Regions from separate parts of the Homo sapiens genome. Here region 1 is linked to region 2. The links are chromatin loops, found by intact Hi-C in ENCODE. Cell type or tissue: B cell. All regions are shown on one strand.

Evidence for each region. Peaks named below come from ENCODE experiments on the same cell type or tissue, not always from the same donor. Only the 100,000 strongest peaks of a DNase experiment are listed, where the experiment ranks them.
Region 1: a loop joins it to region 2, with 3 times the contacts of the local background. A loop is called at or near these places in 2 of 110 quality-filtered maps.

The regions. Positions count from the first base shown.
Region 1 is chrX:20,441,518-20,444,017 of GRCh38, forward strand. No RefSeq gene overlaps it. Among named protein-coding and RNA genes, the nearest start is that of RPS6KA3, 180 kb to the left of the region's middle. In B cell, CTCF peaks have their summits at 1,292 (motif pointing left) and 1,502; a DNase peak (open chromatin) is centred at 1,274.
Region 2 is chrX:20,319,502-20,322,001 of GRCh38, forward strand. No RefSeq gene overlaps it. Among named protein-coding and RNA genes, the nearest start is that of RPS6KA3, 54 kb to the left of the region's middle. In B cell, no CTCF peak of the experiment used is centred here; a DNase peak (open chromatin) is centred at 1,440; H3K4me3 peaks cover 389 bases; H3K27ac peaks cover 1,027 bases.

The DNA.
Region 1 (2,500 bases), 120 kb after region 2:
AACTTCTGTTCAATTATATAATTCAGAGGAAAGCATAAAAATATGACTTTGCAAAGTGTGACATGGGTGAGAGAAACATTAGTATAAACACTGGGCATCAGATGCTTCACAGGGGCTTTTAGCTATATTTATAATTTTGTATTTGCCCTGGAATTCTTTTTATTAAGGAATAATTTACCTACAGTAAAATGCATAAATCTTAAGTGTATAGTTTGATGAATTTTTATCTATACACTCATGTAACTACCACGCAAATAGATACAGAACAATTTCATCACCCCAGAACATTTCCTCATTCTCGTTCCCCAATAACATCCTCTCCCAGAGGTAACTACTATTCTGAATTTTAAGATACAGATTAGTCTCATCTGTTTTTGAAATTCATATAAATAGATGCACTCTATTTTTTGGTCTGGCTTCTTTCACTTATCATAATATATTTGAGATTCATCCATGTTGTAGTGTGCATCAATAGTTCATTTTTTTTTATTGCTAGGTAGTATCCAGTTGCATGGATGTACCATAGTTTGCTTATCCAATCTCTAATTGATGAATTTTTCCTCAGTTTTTACTTGCAATGAGTTAAACTGCTATGGAACACAGTTTTATACACAGTGTACACAACAGGGCTGTTTGGGTACTTCTTTTAGATATATACCCAAGAGTGGCATTACTGGGTCTGCCTTTGAAATTTACTATAAAGAAAAAGAAAAAAAAAGGATACCAATAGGAAGAGTGCAGAAAAAAATGATTGTCTTTCCAAAATCTGTTCTTAGCAAAGTGAGAAAGAAATCTTGTACTACCTGGTGGCATTGTTTCAGCATTTAGACTTGGACTATCTCAAGTTATTGCTTAGCCATGGGGGATTAGAGAAACAGAATTCAGGTTCTTTCTTGATGAGATACAGGCATTGTATGTCTGAATGGATGGAAGTGTTCAAGAGCCCGTGCAATGGAATGCTTGGTACCTTGGAGAATTGGATTAATTTGAGACTTGTCACCTGGAAACAGGACTGTCTGGTTCACCTTGGGATCACCTTTGGCCACGGATAATCAAACTGTTGAGGGGAAAGAGTGGATTACGAAACCTCAGTGCAGCCAAAGTGCCATGGGGCCACCAGAGGTGACCTAGTTGGTCCCCAGGTGATCACATTTGAGATTTATTCTTTACAGCAACCCTCATAATGGAACAGGGCTGCAGACCAGCCTAACCACACACAGAACAAAGGGCTGACAGACTTGTGAACAAAGGGCTGACAGACTTGTGAAGGGGTTATGGCGCCCCCTGGGGGACACTGAAATGTTCCTCTTGTAGACCTAACTTTCCGGTCTGGGGTCAAGTTCAACTTGTATTGATTGAGTAACCTGTAAGACATCACCACTTCAGTAATCCTCTTCAAAGGTTTCAGAATAAAGTATTTGCAATTTTATTGGGAGCAACTCAATTCAGGGGAAGCTGAAGAGGAATACATGTGATGTGTAAGTTCTCACAAGATGGGAGGGGGAATCTTTTCCGGTTTATTTTGTATTGTTTCTGGTAGAAAGGCTCTACATGATTGGGTAATTTCTAATATTTACTTTGTTAATGAAGGTGATAGGATAAGATGACAACTCCATCTGCAAAGTTCTGCAGGCAAAATGCCTCTCCAAAATGGTTGTGAGCCTTTTGTGTCTTGCTTGCTCAGGGTGTAAAATGAGCGATTCTCAACCCAAATCAGTACCACTCTCCCAGTGAGCAGTTGGAAGTGTGTGGGAGCATTTTTGATTGTCAGAGTGACTGGGGTACAGGGGGGTGGTGCACTACTTCCATTTGCTGAGATGGAGGAGGGAGAGAAAACTTCTAGTATGAAGGAGAGTTGTCCTATCCTAAATGCCAATAGGGTCCTTGTTGAGAAATACTTTACCCCCCGTCAGGTGATCTGGAGACAGTTATGTGCAATTCATATTCAGAAGGTTTAACTACACAAACAAAATATGTCAAGCAAGTGAAAGCAGATTTAAGGAGCGTATTCAGAAAGAAGTGTAGTTAAGCCTGTTTTTGGACATTTAGAGAGCATGATCACTTTGCCCAAAACCGAAAAGGAGCACTGGCCTTAAGTGGAATACGGAGGTGGAGGAATTTGTTTTCCAGGCTCCCCAGCATTTCTTTCTTCATCCTCTTCCAAACAATCACTGATCCTGCTCCCCTTCTCCCTTGCTTCTTGGGATGACGAAGCAGCTGACAAATCCATTAAGTCGTGAGAATTTTCTCTTACTCCTCCCAGCAGGATATCAGGAAGAGAAGACTCTCAAATGTTGAAATTTCAAATGTGGGCGAGGAAGGTAGGTGTCTTTTGGCTGTGGGATCTTTCTAGAACTTCTTAAATTATTCCTGGGCAAGTAATAACTCATTTTCTTGTTGGGCTGGCTTTAGATGTGGAAACCAAAGTGTTAGCGTTTGCTGTAACCATGGCAAGGAGAGGGAAGAAGGATTGGATACCTTTGTAAATTTATCGGCAAAT
Region 2 (2,500 bases):
GTTTGTGTCCTCTCTTCTAAAGTAGAAATGAACTACTTAAAGAAAAAATTATGCCTATTTCTCTCTTCAATCTCTACAGCATTTTAGCATAGTGCTGGAGACATGATTACTGAAGATAGATGGATGAATATGGATATAACAATTGAACTTGTTAAATATCACAAATGCAAAGTCTTGTGCAGACATCCTTTTTTTTTTTTTTTTTTTTTTTTTTTTTTCCTGAGACAGGGTCTCACTCTGTCACCCAGTCTGGGGTGCTGTGGTGTGATCATAGCTCACTGCAACCTCGAACTCCCGGGCTCAAGCAATCCTCCCACCTCAGTCTCCCAAGTAGCTGGGAATTCAGGTGCTCACTGTTACACCTGGCTAATTAAAAAAATTTTTAGTAGTGATGTGGTCTCTCTGTGTTGCCCAGGATGGTCTCGAACTCCTGGACTCAAGTGATACTCCTGCCTCAGCCTCTCAAAGCAGTGGGATTACTTTCAGTGGGTATAAGCCACCACACTTGGCCCAGACATGATTAAAAAAAACACTTTCATTCAGAAATAATTTTAAACTTACAGAGAAGTTGCAAGAATAAAAATGGTACAAATATCATCTACATATGTTTTACCTAGATTCACTTACTGTACACATTTTACCTCATTTACTTTAGATCTGCCTGTATATCTTCTCTACACACACACACACACACACACACACACACACACACACACACAAACACACACAATGCTTTTCTGATGCATTTGAGAGTAAGTTACATACATTATGGGTCTTTAATACTTCAGTGAGTATTTCCTAAGAATAATCTGTTACCTAATCACAATAGAGTTATCAACTTCCATTTGATTAATATTGATACAACACATTTATTTAATCTTTTGTTCTCATTCCAATTTTGTCAATTGACCCAATAATGTCCTTTATGGCATCTTTTCCCTCCAACATAAGATCCGGTAGGGTCAGGTGTTACATTTGGTTGTCATGTCTCTTTAGCCTCCTTTAATCTGGAACATTTCGACAGCCTTTCTTTGTCTTTTACGATATTATTTTTCCAAGTTAACTGTCATCCTCCTGCTTTTTAAAAGAATGTCAGAATTTAAAAAATCTCCTAGGTTTGGCAGCCTATTTTATTTACATATGTACATACGGACGGATGTGGAGTCTCTGAGTAGTGTCATAATCATTCCCAGTGCAAGACTCCAAACATGAACCTCCTTTTATTCTCATCCTGAACTTGTAATCAATAGCAATATTTTGTATGCAGTTGTACACGAACCTTTGTTTCATTTTATTTACAGTACCTTTCTTCTTCGTTAAGTAGAGTTGGGGTAAGAGGAAATCACAAATCTCTTTCTCTTCCAGCTTCTGCTGGGTTGCAGGCTGCATGAGAGGAAAAGTCAATAGAGGAAGTGAGAGAGTAAACTGAGAAGTTGAAATCAAAGTGGTGGGCTGCTGAGCCGCGGCTGTGGTGTATCTCTCTCTGAAGTCAAAGCATTTTTACAGACAGCATTCAACCGTAGTTAAATAAAATCCCTATGCTGTAGAAAGGGAAGGCATTAGTAATTTCCGTTGTCTATGAGTGAAAACAGAGACGCTGAGAGGCTCAATGGCTTTTCTGCTTTGAGTTTGAGAGGCAATGAGGAATCACGGAAAAAGAACTAATAAAGGAGTGAATCCATTCTGGAGATTTGAATCTATTTATTACCATTGCTGCCAAGGCATTATGTAGCTCAGCAAGTCACATCATCCCTGAACCTTGGTATCATTATCTGTAAAATTAGGCTTTGGAGTGGACTCAATTCACTTTAAGTTTCCTTCATATTCTAAAATGCAGTGGTGATCAATTCCAGCATACATTTCATGAACATTTATGGAGTGCCTACTAAGTGTTGACCACTGGGCTAGGTGCTGCACCTATAAAGATAGGTAGGACCTGGTCTTTGTTCTCAAGGATCTCCCAGTATGGTAGGCAGGAGGAGCAGGCATGTAAGCCAAGATTTGTGGTTCAAGGTGATAAGGGGCAAGTTCAAGGTACAATGTTGTTGCAAAGGAGACGGCAAGGAACTTTCCCTGGGGGATGGAATAAAAGAAGTGACAGTAGTTGTTGAACAGAGCCCTGAAATGGGGACAGGGCATTCTAGGCAGAAGGTACATGGCTGTTGGTGGACTGCATATACTTTGGGTTTGCTGGAACACAATGTGCCAGAGGTAAAGTGAGGGTAATGAGGCTGGCACAGTAGCTAGGCAGGGGCCAAATCTAAGAGGGTCACTTGGTCAGGCAGAGAGGAATTTGAGCCTGGGAGGGAGGGATGGGGCTGAGACTCATGGCAAGGAAATCAATGGGGACTCTATTGCCAATGATAAAGGACTGAGAGACACTGGGAGCGGAAGCAGAAGAACGATTGGAGACATGTTTAGGAGAAAGGCTTGAGAAGGCTCACTGATTGGCTGTGGGGTCGAAGAGGAAATGTCACAGGACTTCCATGTTTCTGATTTG